Regions from separate parts of the Homo sapiens genome. Here region 1 is linked to region 2. The links are chromatin loops, found by intact Hi-C in ENCODE. Cell type or tissue: Caco-2. All regions are shown on one strand. Each heading gives the region's core, and the rest is flanking DNA. Links, peaks and the distances in the headings are about the cores only.

What was found. A loop is a pair of places that touch in the nucleus more often than their neighbours do. Peaks named below come from ENCODE experiments on the same cell type or tissue, not always from the same donor. Only the 100,000 strongest peaks of a DNase experiment are listed, where the experiment ranks them.
Region 1: it touches region 2 in a loop (9-fold over the local background); 1 of 110 quality-filtered maps calls a loop at or near these places.

What each region holds. Positions count from the first base shown.
Region 1 is chr7:20,663,703-20,668,702 of GRCh38, reverse strand. The region is part of intron 14 of ABCB5 (ATP binding cassette subfamily B member 5); the gene reads right to left. Among named protein-coding and RNA genes, the nearest start is that of ABCB5, 51 kb to the right of the region's middle. In Caco-2, for the core only: no CTCF peak of the experiment used is centred there; no DNase peak of the experiment used is centred there.
Region 2 is chr7:20,734,240-20,742,548 of GRCh38, reverse strand. It overlaps ABCB5 (ATP binding cassette subfamily B member 5), which reads right to left. Exons shown (of 28, transcript NM_001163941.2): 24 at 3,410-3,566. Among named protein-coding and RNA genes, the nearest start is that of SP8, 48 kb to the left of the region's middle. In Caco-2, for the core only: no CTCF peak of the experiment used is centred there; a DNase peak (open chromatin) is centred at 4,458; H3K4me3 peaks cover 250 bases.

The DNA of each region.
Region 1 (5,000 bases), core at 1-5,000, 72 kb after region 2:
CGACTGGCCGGGCAGAGGGGCTCCTCACTTCCCAGTAGGGGCGGCCGGGCAGAGGAGTCCCTCACCTCCCGGACGGGGCGGCTGGCCGGGCGGGGGGCTGACCCCCCCCCCCACCTCCCTCCCGGACGGGGTGGCTGCCGGGCGGAGACGCTCCTCATTTCCCAGACGGGGTGGCTGCCGGACGGAGGGGCTCCTCACTTCTCAGACGGGGCGGTTGCCAGGCAGAGGGTTTCCTCGCTTCTCAGACGGGGCGGCCGGGCAGAGACGCTCCTCACCTCCCAGACAGGGTTGCGGCCCAGCAGAGGCGCTCCTCACATCCCAGACAGGGCGGCGGGGCAGAGGTGCTCCCCACATCTCAGACGATGGGCGGCCGGGCAGAGACGCTCCTCACTTCCTAGATGGGATGGCGGCGGGGAAGAGGCGCTCCTCGCTTCCTAGATGGGATGGCGGCCGGGCAGAGACGCTCCTCACTTTCCAGACTGTGCAGCCAGGCAGAGAGGCTCCTCATATCCCAGACGATGGGGGGCCAGGCAGAGACGCTCCTCACTTCCCAGACGGGGTGGCGGCTGGGCAAAGGCTGCAATCTCGGCACTTTGGGAGGCCAAGGCAGGCGGCTGGGAGGTGGAGGTTGTAGCGAGCCGAGATCACGCCACTGCACTCCAGCCTGGGCACCATTGAGCACTGAGTGAACGAACTCCGTCTGCAATCCCGGCACCTCGGGAGGCCGAGGCTGGCGGATCACTCGCGGTTAGGAGCTGGAGACCAGCCCGGCCAACAGAGCAAAACCCCGTCTCCACCAAAAAAAAAACGAAAACCAGTCAGGCGTGGCGGCGTGCGCCTGCAATCGCAGGCACTCGGCAGGCTGAGGCAGGAGAATCAGGCAGGGAGGTTGCAGTGAGCCGAGATGGCAGCAGTACAGTCCAGGTTTGGCTCGGCATCAGAGGGAGACGAGGCAGAGGCAGAGGCAGAGGCAGGGGCAGGGGCAGGGGCAGGGGCAGGGGCAGGGGCAGGGGCAGGGGCAGGGGCAGGGGCAGAGGCGAATGTTATTTTCCAAAAGCAAACAGATCTCAAATCTTATTCATGAAGCCACGTGATGTGACCCATTAGCTCAATGATTTCACAATACTCTCCAACAGTTCTCAAATTAATGTGTATGGAATTTAATTAGAAAATATAAAAGAGAGCATTAACACGTCACAGTCTAAGGAGAATTTGAGAGGACAGAATATAAAGTCAAACAATTAAAAGGTTGCAACTAGAAAAGGTCTGAGAATTCCATGTATCCTTCTGTGCACAGAATCAGAATCACAGGGTTTCCTGATACAGGTTTATATTGTTAGAGACCTTCTTTTCTTCACAGGGGATTCACTTCACAGGTGTTTTAATATATATCTCTTCTCATATTTATTTACTTATCAAGCATTTCATCTGTGTCATCTTTACTTTGCCAGGCTCCTGGCCTAAACTATAAATATTTGATTAAGGTAGATATTATGTTACAATTTAACTTATTATAGCATGAATTTGTATCTGAGTGCATCAAATAAATCACAGAAATATCTAATAACTTAAAAGGGAAAAAACTGTGCCTCAGAGGTCCATAAAATGGGCCTACATGTACTGTACATATTCAAGGTACTATCAAGTGTACTAGAAAAATACATCTCTACTAGATCATTCATGTGACCTAAAACCGATATACTCCTCATAGTGAACAACAACAAAATATTCAACTGTAATTGCTTCAGACTTAAAACACAGAAGAGATTTTGGCAGCCAAAGCCTGCTAAAAAACTGATCAGGAAAATTTGAGCTGATGCTGTCTTTTAGCCAGAATTAGTGTAAAGATTAGGGAGATAGTGCAATTCATACCACTGTGGTTCCAGATACCTCAACGTAGATAGTGTGGTAGATTATCAATACGTCTTTGTTGTATTATTTTTTCTAGAAAATACAATATTGAAAGAATTTCCTAGTATCTCCTATCCTACTTCACAGATTACACAAAGCTAAAAGCCAAACAATTAGGTATTTGACCAAACAAAGGTCACCAGGAAGACAGGTCTCTACTTGACACTTTGCTGACATTTTTCAGATTACTTTACAATTCCATGCACAGCCATACATCACCAGGTCATTATTTTGGACTTTGAAAAAGAGGGTGCTTTAAAACATCCCTCCCAGAATTGCTAGGCAGAGATACGGACCTGAGGAGATCAGCTAGATTCTCACCAGTGATGGTTATGGGACTTGCCGTAAACATAGAGGGCAGCAGGAAAAGAAAGGAAAATAATACAAAGCCTCAAGCATTTGAGAGGGTCCATTACCAGGCATAACACAGTTTCTGGGAAAGCGTGTCAGCACAGAGAGTTCTAGTAACCTGGGGGCAAGTGTGGCATAGAAAACCTACGAGAACACAAGTTCCCACTCACTGCCTTCCAAAAGGTTGCCTCAGTTGGATTTGGGGCTCATCGGTGACATGTACTCCATGATGTAGTGCTGTTATCGTCAACTTTTTTTTTTTTTTTTTTTGAGACAGAGTTTCACTCTTGTTGCCCAGGCTGGAGTGCAATGGCGTGCTCTCGGCTCACCGCAACCTCCACCTCCTGGGTTCAAGCGATTCTCCTGCCACAGCCTCTCAAGTAGCTGGGATTGCACGCATGTGCCACCACGCCCGGCTAATTTTTGTATTTTTAATAGAGACAGGGTTTCTCCATGTTGGTCAGGCTGGTCTCAAACTCCTGACCTTAGGTGATCCGCCTGTCTCTGCCTTCCAAAGTTCTGGGATTACAGGCATGAGCCACCAGGCCCGGCCCAACATTTTTTTTTTTTTTTTAACTGCAAAATCCTTTCAACAAATAGAAGCTCATCTGGAAGCTTGTATATCTATATCTGTATGTATGTATGTATGTATGTATGTATGTATGTATGTATCTCTATCTATCTATCTATCTATCTATCTATCTATCTATCTATCTTTCCATCTCTATCTCATCCAGATAAATGGATCACTGCATTGCTTGAATTGGCAGGGGAGTTGGGGGTACGGCCCTACCTGCTTGTCCACCTCACTTCCCCACCTCTCTCAGTCCTTGAGAGGCTCCTTGGAGACCCTAGTACCCTAGTACTCCAAGAATACAGTCTGAGAACTTCTCACTACTCTTCAGTGTCATTTCTTTTAGGCTATCAAATTTTAGCTGGTCATCTTTTATAATAAGGTCACCATGGTAGTTGAACGGGAAACATAGGCCTTTTGTTTCTTAACTACCTGACTGTGATGTTGAAAGCCAATTGGCTTAATGTTCTTCTGGGTCGACATGGGTTCCAGGGCTCAACAATGTGGGGTTACTGTCAGACCACGTCACTGGTCCGAGAATGCTTTCTTTTTTGTCAAGGGGGATGACAAATAGCAAAATATCAGGAACTTAGAAGTCACTTTTAATGGGTGACTCACCTGCTCGTTGACCCTTCTTTCCAGCTTGCAGAAATCTACTCATGTGAATGCATGAATGCTTGGGTTAAGACCCTTTAGAAAAGAAACACTTTCAAAATGTAAACTCTGCTAAAATGAACCCACGTGTACTACCTAATTAGGAACGTGAAATAATAACATAATAATGGTAAAATGTTTTCTTTTTATGGCCTGGAATCTCTTCATTGTCACTTCTAAATAAGTTAACATGAAGGTTAAGAATTAGAGATAACATAAAATTATTTATCATCATTTAATACCTTTTCTCTTCATTGAACTTTTAAAAAATCATTTTATTATTTTATTTACAGACAAGGTCTTGCTATGTTGCCCAGCTGGTATTGAGCTCCTGGTCTCACGTGATTCTCCCACTGTAGCCTCCCAAGTAGCTGGGATTACAGTGTGAGCCACCACTCCCAGCTTTACTTAACTTTATTAACAAGCTAATCATTTAAGTATTTGTGGAGAAATTTACAATAAAAAATAAATGATGAAGTAAATGGTGGGTAAGAAGAGTAAATGGTGGGTAAGAAGAGAAAATGCTGCAATAATTAGTTTATTTTTTTCCATAAGGGCATAATAGCTTACCTATTTTTATTCTTGGTAAATAATACATTGAGATCACTTATTTGATAGCACTTAGGAAAATCAGTATCTTCTATAGGCATTTTCCTTATTTTGGGAGGAAGGAAAGGCTTAGGAATAATTTTAATTTACAAAAATCACCAAGATGCTTATCCATATCATGGAAAAATATTTTATTATGTCTTAGAAGACCTTTTAGTATATTCTTTAAAACCTTGGAATGTCCTGCTAAGTAACAGTGACCTAAATTTATAAAAGAGAATTCTACTAGTTATTTATACAATAGTATAAAAATAAACAACTTACAGGAACAAAAGTGGTTTTAACCCACATGAGAGCTTCGATTTGGAGTATGGTTTGAATTTCTTTCCCAAGAAGACAGTGTGAGTGTGGTTTTCCAAAAAAGGCTAGTTGTGTTTTGTTTTTAAAATTGTGGAAAAATATGCATAATACAGAATTTACCATTATAGCCATTTTAAAGGGTATGATCCTTCTGACTCTGAGAGGCCAAATTCCTCTTTGTCACTATTCTTTTATTTATTAATTTTTTTTCACTGTTCTTTTGTACTCAGGCTTAGATTACTAATCTCTCTCTCTCTCTCTTTTTGGTAAAAAAAAAAAAAATTGCCTGACTGGGCGCAGTGGCTCATGCCTGTAAACCCAGCACTTTGGGAGGCCGAGGCGCGTGGATCATTTGAGGTCAGGAGTTCGAGACCAGCCTGACCAACATGGTGAAACCCCATTTCTACCAAAAATATAAAAATTAGCCGGGTGTGGTGGTGTGTGCCTGTAATCCCAGCTACTCTGGAGGGTGAGGCAGGAGAATCGCTTGAACCTGAGAGGCGGAGGTTGCAGTGAGCTGAGATCATGCCACTGCACTCCAGCCTGGGTGACAGATCAAGATTCCATCTCAAAAAAAAAAAAAAAAAAAAGCCTAACATAA
Region 2 (8,309 bases), core at 1,785-6,784:
TTTAATGTGGTTTGTGCTTTACAAACCTTTATTGCTTAATTCAGAAGAGCTGGGGTTCTCATAAACTATATGTATGAGGGTTATTTCTCTAAATTGGGCCATGTTTTATAGTGAAGGTACAGTATGTTTTGAATTCTGATTTATCTTTCTTATTTTATTTTATTTTATTTTATTTGAGAAAGGGTCTAGCTCTGTCACCCAGGCTGGAAGGCAGTGGTGTGATCTCGGCTCACTGCAACTTCCACTTCCCAGGCTCAAGCCATCCTCCCACCTCAGCCTCCTGAGTAGCTGGGACCACCAGCGTGCGCCACCACACCCAGCCAATTTTTGTATTTTTAGTAGAGATGGGTTTTCACTATGTTGCCCAGGCTGGTTCCAAACTCCTGGACTCAAGCAATCTGCCCACCTTGGCCTCCCGAAGTGCTGGGATTACAGGCGTGAGCCACCACACCCAGCCCTATCTTTATTTTCAATTGACCATTATTTGGCAGTGACAGTTGCCTAAACATTTAGTTTCTCTCTGTGCATCAATCTCTTTACTGGTTAATGATTTCTAAACCAATACTCATCTACACCAGGATGTTTAAAAAAGACTTTCCAGAACTATCACTAAATGATTAACTTTCCCTTTATATATTTGGTTCATAAGATTTTAAGTTCTTTTGATCTTTGTGTTCTTCTCAATTGCATTTTAAGTCTTATTAATTTTTGTTGTTAGACTAAACAACTAAGGAGTAGTGGATTTGTGTGTGTGTGTGCATGTGTGTGTGGTGGTAGTGATGGCTGGATTTTAAAACACATCCTTACAGTCAGGTTTACTAGTCATGTTTGACCCATTCTGAGCCCATCATATTATAGGTAAGAAGCAAGGGCAGGTAGGGGTGAGGAGTAAACAAAAAAAATTTTATGATATTATTTTCTTGTTAAAAGAATTTGATGTTAAGATGTGGTTAAGAGATCTAGAAATAGAAAAAAAAAATCTGGAAGGATATTTGCCAAAATTTAAAAGTAGTGTAGTAGTCGTTTATTTTAGTGTAGTGAGTATTTTCCATTTGCCCCCTACAACCTATGAATATTATTTGTATAAAAAATTTCTTTTTGTTTTATTTTTTAAATTTTTTTTGGTGTACTTCCCTCTCTGCATTTGTATAAAAAAGGTTTTAAAAAAACAGAATACCGCAGAAACATGAAGAATTCAATTATTTTTATGTATGCTCTTGTAAGTATTTTGTATAATAGCTCACAGAGGTATTCTAGAAAACTTCTAAATTTAATACATTTAAAATTTATTCTTACGATTTTTAATTCTATTTAATATGAAAAACTCCAAAAGTATAAAAATAGAGAGAAAAATTTAATAAATGGCCCACATACCTATCACCCAGCTGGAATTTCAATATTTGCCAATTTTGTTTGACCAGACTTTAATTTTTTTTTTTTTTTTTTGAGAAGGAGTCTCGCTCTGTCACCCAGGCTGGAGTACAGTGGTGTGATCTCGGCTCACTGCAATCTCTGCCTCCCAGGTTCAAGCGATCCTCCTGCCTCGGCCTCCCGAGCAGCTGGGGTGACAGGCATTGCCCCCACACCCTAATTTTTGTGTTTTTGTTAGCGATGGGGCTTTGCCATGTTAACCAGGCTGAACTTGAACTCCTGACCTTAGGTGATCCGCCCGTCTCAGCCTCCCAAAGTCCTGGGATTACAGGTGTAAGCCACCACACCCTGCCCAGATTTTAATTTTTAAAAGCGTAGAGTGATATTCAGAAACATTTACATACTAAATAAAATAAGGATTAAATTCATTAATTTTATAGCCTTTATAAGAAACACTTCCATAGTCTATGCCATGCCTATGGTTCTGTAAGGACATAGATCAGTGAGATACTCAATTCCTCTGTTATAATCTGCAGAAAGAAATAGGAGTAGCAATACTGTTATACATATAAATCTTAAAATTAAAAAAAAGCTTCTTACATCCTTTACTTTCCAAAATACAAGAACAAAATCTTATTTTGACTGTGATGTATCTTTGAAGCATTCTATTTTGAGAATTTCCAGATAGTCTTATTTCTGTCACTAACAGGCATTCTTCTTAACCATTGTGTAGCTCTAGTAATGCTGTATTTTAAGCTGTCATACATATAAATCTATTAAAATTCTAGAGGGAAATAATTATAAGTTAAAAACATTTAAGTATATACCTAATGGACTATTTTTATTTTAAAAATTAAAATGTCTAGAAAAGTACTAAAATTGAATGTATATTTAATGTATAAGACTATTATTTATTTTGTATTTATTTATTTATTTTTGAGAGCAAGTCTCGCTCTGTCGCCCAAGCTGGGGTGCAGTGGCGTGATCTCGGCTCACTGCAACCTCCGCCTCCCGGGTTCAAGCGATTCTCCTGTCTCGCCCTCCCGAGTAGCTGGGACTACAGGTGCGTGCCACCACACCCGGCTGAATTTTTTTAATTTTTTTATTTTTAGTAGAGACGGGGTTTCACCATGTTAGCCAGGATGGACTCGATCTCCTGACCTCGTGATCCACCCACCTCGGCCTCCCAAAGTGCTGGGATTACAGGCGTGAGCCACCACGCCCAGCTGTATAAGACTATTATTGAGAGATTTATTTTGAAATTATACACCCTACCTATTATTTCTCTTTTAATATTCACAGTCTTTTAGAGTTTGAGGCTAAATTTGTTTGTGTGCATCAATTTAATAGGTATACTTTCCTTTTTTTCCCCTTTGTTTGTAAATATATTTCCCATGAAAAATGGTGTCTGAAGCAGCAGAATATTATTTACTTTGCATATATTATCAGAGAAAAAAAAACAAATAAACCTTAATACGAATCTTCATCCAAGATCAAAACTTTAGTTTCTCAGTAGAATTCAGTATAAGAATCAATCTTTTTTTTCAAGAACATTCTCATAGCATCAGGCATATAAATTAAAAGCATATATTTTAAAATATGAAATATAAATTTTAGTTGTAGAGGTAAAAATTTGATTAAGACAAGACCCCTTTTCCCCGTTTGCAGCCATAAAATTATTTTGCACAAACTTTTAACTCTTTATGTTACTATGACATTATCTTTTGCAGAGTTTTCCAAAGACAGCCTTCATTTAATAAGTGGACATTTATTTTTTATTTTTATTTTTCATTTATGTTACATTTTATTTTTTCAACTTTTATTTTAGATCCAGGAGTATATGCGCAGGTTTGTTGTCTGGGTATATTGCGTAATGCTGATGTTTGGGGTATGAATGATCTTGTCACACAGGTACTGAGTATAGCACCCAATGGTTAGTTTTTCAGCCCTTGCCCCTCTCTCCCTCCCATCTTCAGTGGCCCCCAGTTCCTACTGTTGCCATCTTTATTTGGACATTTAAGATCACAGTTGTGCTTACTGGCTTTTTCCCTTCTTGACTGCGGCTGTCTATATTTGGTTTCTTTTCCAACAAGGCAAACAGATGCGCAGCCCCCGATTTGGCTTTGGAATATTCAGGAGCCAAAACGAGCGTTTCTCCGATGGCCATAGCTCCATATGCAATTGCAGTAAAAACTCTATCAAAAGATAAAGCATTTGAATCTTAGGTCCATCGATCCTTTGTAAAACAGTAGAACTCTAAAAGTAAAGAAAAAAGCAGGCACAGGAATATAATCTTTTGATGTAGACGGCACCCCTAACGCTGAAGACCCACCAAGTTATCTCTTTAAAAAATTTCTACCATGTAGTAATCATTCCTTGCTCTGTACACCAAAATGAACTTTGGAGCTTGGGTAATCTTAAAAATGTCTCTTCCAATTAGAGCCACAGATCAAAGGTCCCAACTAGTGAATATAAAACTTCTTAGTCATCTTGATATGAGGCTTGCTTGCTTGGAGATTTGACAGAGAATTCAACTGACAATAGGAAGAATGAATCTCCAGTAGTGAGATCTGGATTTACACAGTAGATATGATTTTTTGTTTGTTTGTTTTGCATATAATGTAGTTAGGACAGATAACTGAAGCTAAATGACTGGTTATCTGTCTGATATGCTACATTATTTAGAGAGCAAATCATGGGGATCGTATTTTCCTCAGGTTCCCAAAGCAAAATCTGACTAAAAAGACTGAAAGAAGAACTTTGATCTTTTAGGTTTGTTATTGATTATGATCTCAGTTTCAAAACATGTTAATTATAAAATGGTAAGTGTGCAAATGATGTTTGGAAGCACACAGAATATTTACTCGACTGTGGCACAGGACCTGACCATGGTTAAATATTTTCCTCTCATTTTCGATTTCATTTTAGATATGAAAGTAGTGTACTAGAATGCAAAACAATGCATCTTAGTAACAAACCTAACGGCACAATCAGGCTAAAACTGGACCAGTGTCGCTGGCAATATTTAAACATTAGGCAGTAAAGGGTCATCACAGAACCCAGTTGCTTGTTTGCAGTGCTGGATAACAGCAAAGTAAACACGTCTGGGCTCCTTGTGAATTTCTCCCTCAATGGGGCCTATCAAAGGGTAGATGTAGATGCTGATGCAATCTCTTCAGTGACCTAGACCTCAGATCCTGAATCCTGTTGGCTTTACAAAGATCAAACACAGTATAAAATATAAAAACAAAAATAACACTAAAATAATTGTTATTTAGTTCAGTGATGTCAAGGCATTTTTTAGTACTGATATTTACAGAAAGTGTTTAAAGCTCAAAATGCCATTTGAATTATTTGATACCCAGCTATAAACATCAGAAATGGTCACTGAGTTTAGGTAACCAAATCAGAAGGTTTTTTTTTTTAAATGTGTTTTTAATGCAAGGAAAAATCAGACTGTCAGACTTAAGCCTCAGTCTGATCCAAGAATCAGCAGGTGAGCTGGGAAGATAATTGGATTATGAGTTAGGAGACCTGGTTTCTAGTCCCAAAGGGGTAGAGGCTTCTCTGAAATCAATAACTGAGAAAATAGCTTCTTCCCATGATTTGAGATATGCTAAAATCTCTACCTGTCCTAACATTCCCACTATAACAGTAATGGTAAGCATTAGACATAAATGTCTAGAGGCAGACATCCTTGTTAGGTCCCTCTGAAAATGGAAATATTAATGAGAAAGGGAGAAGGGCCTTCAACTCAGAGCTTGTGTTTGTGGGAGGTAAATGACCCAAAGGATGGAGAATGGAGCCGGAAGAAAGGGTTCAGTTAGAGAAGGGAGAGTACAAGCAAAAGCCCTGATACCGTCTTTAATGAGTGAGTGCTGAGAGAAACGTAAGTGGGATGGGGGCTGATGCCGATGAGGGTTATGTTGAAGACCCTGGAGGGGAAGTGTGGACTTTGAGGTGTTGGACTATCTGGGGTTGAGTGAGGGACACTAATCTTCTTCATCTTTTTTTTTTTTTAAGACAGAGTCTTGCTTTGTCATTCAGGCTGGAGTGCAGTGGCATGATGTCAGCTCACTGCAACCTCCATCTCCTGGGTTCAAGCAATTCTCCTGCCTCCACCTCCTGAAGCTGGGATTACAGGCATGCACCACCATGCCTAGCTAATTTTTGTGTTGACCAGGCTGGTCTCGAACTGCTGACCTAGTGATCCGCCTGCCTCGGCCTCCCAAAGTGCTGGGATTATAGGCATGAGCCACTGCGCCCGGCCTAGGGACAGTAATCTTCTTTACGCTTTTTCTCCAGGTGGATTCTGTATAAAGGTAGGCCAAGGCCCACACATGGAAAAAACTGGTCTGCTACAGAATTTGTCCTTACCTAATCAGACCCAATTAGCTAGGGTGAGCTAAACTGAAATTCAGTTCCACTCAACAAGTATTTATTGTAGAATAACCCGTGCTGTAACTCCGTAACATAGTTAAACCATATCCTTCAAATCTGGTTTAAGCTCCTGGAGGCATTTGAACTGAACACCTAACTGGGAGAAATGTACAGGCCAACAATCTCTCATGTCACTGTTGGTCTTGAGGAGTTTCACCCATTTGGGATATATGAAGAGGAGTAATTTGGTATCATGACAAATATTTTAAAGTCACTAACAGGAGCTGTGTGCAGTGGTTCATGCCTGTAATTCCAGCACTTTGGGAGGCCGAGGTGGGTGGATCACGAGGTCAGGAGTTCAAGACCAGCCTGGCCAACATGGTGAAACTCCATCTCTACTAAAAATACAAAAATTAGCTGGGTGTGTTGGCACACACCTGTAATGCTAGCTACTCAGGAGACTGAGGCAGGAGAATTGCTTGAACCCGGGAGGTGGAGGTTGCAGTGAGCTGAGATCACGTCACTGCACTCCAGCCTGGTGACAGAGTGAGACTCCGTCTCAAGAAAAACAGCAACAACAACAACAAAAAAGAAAAAAAAAGCTCTCACACTTCTGTAGCAATAGATTAGCACGGCAGGTCAAATCACAACTTTCCAAGTCCTTACTCAGTAAGTTTCTTTCTTTGATTAGAAGGCAGAGTATCTTTCCCCATAGAGGTAGTCATTAAAATTATTCCCATGCTCATCTGTATATCATCCATATACAACCCAGAGACCTCTTCCCGCCCTAAATCCTTTTCTCAACAGATAGGAGGAGAAAATAAGCAACTAACATTTATTTGGTTCTTTGGATCTTATAGAATGTTTTCATATACAAGATACCATCTAATCACCTAGGAGATAAGTAGAATGGAAACTTATCAGTCAATGAATGAGGAGACTCTAGCTCAGAAAAATTATGCAATTTGCCCAGAAGACATGAGATTGTAGGGTTGGAACGTGAGCTGCCTTCCTCTCTGTGTTTTCCCCTACATGGTCTTCCTTGCAGTGGAAAGCTGGCTGGAATGGTCTTTTCCTACATGTTGGAGTTTGTTACCACTTGCTTTCCATTTTAGAATCTTCTGAAGGCCCTAGATATCAACTGTCCTTTGATTTCTCTTCTTTAGGTCCCTTCAGTGGTTGATTTAGCCTTCTTATCTTGTCCTTGTCTGTCTCTTCCGGATAATCTCTGGGGAGGAGCCAGGCAAGAGCTAGGTGGCTGCCATGGCAGCCAACATGGAAAGAAGTCTTTCCTGTTTTCTTTGTTTTGTGTAACCAGTGTTGCTTTCCTTAACACAGCAATAACACTCACAGTTCTTCCCTGGCTGCCCAGCCTCCTAGGGCAAAGATGATGGTGCAGGCCTAGCTCCCTTCTGTCCATCCTTTATTATGTTAAGGTATCGACCCACTGTTAATACTCATTGAAAACCCACCTATGTTGCTCTTTTGGCCAATAATCACATTATTATTGGAAATACAATGTGGTTTCTTGTCAAGAACTGCATTTGGTTTTTAAGAGAACTAGGAAACACACCCATAAACTGCCTGGTTCTGCTTCTCAGGCAGTTTTCAAAGCTGTGGCTTTTATTATTACTGTATTGAGGGCTGCCATATCTTGATTCTTTCTTACCTATATGCTCTGCTTAGCTTCTTGATAATATGGATAGAAAATATGGAAGAAACTCACAGAGATAGAGAAAGCTTTGCAGTGGGGAAAGGAAGGCTACAGAAACCTCTCCTGATTAGGAATGGTTCTTGGTCGGTATTGCAAAAGGCAAGTCAGCTGGAAACCAGCCGAAAGGGACTAACACAAAGAGATAGGATAAAATAAACTTATTTTGTACATCTAAATCTACACATTTATAGTGAAATAACAAATAGAATGTGTTACCAGGACTAACAAAGGGAGAGGTGAGTGTTTTACTACACATGGGTGCATGAGAACCTAAACAAGAGATTTTCTAAACGCCCCTATGCCTTGTCTGTAAGGTGGCAGAATGAAAATGTTATCACCTTATTTTAAATGCTCATTTCAGATAAACTTCTAGGATAGTAGAAATAGAGACGGCTTCTACCATAAGACATGCGTGTTGTCTTTTTTTTTCTTTTAGAGGCTTTTTCCTCTAAAAAGCCTTGCTGACAAACTAATATTATGAGCACATTAAAGAATTTTGCTGTTAAAACTCCCTTTGTGTATCTCCCTTTCTGAGACACAATGTCATTTTTGAAAGAGACACAGATAATCCATCCTTGTAGCTATAAATTATGCCTTGGAGTAATCTGGAATGTTTGATAAAATGAAGATTCCTGCCCCATACTAGATCTACAAATCAGATTTTGCAGGATGAGATCTAGGTATCTACAGTTTTAACCAGCTCCTAGATTGCTGAGTTGGAAAACCATTGGTTTAGAGAATGGCTCAAAGTGCTTTTTATCTAAGAAGAATTCTAGTAGGAGGGAGTTTTCTTTGTAAATTTCTTTGGTTTAGCTAGTCGATGAGATTGAAAGCTGTCTGTCAT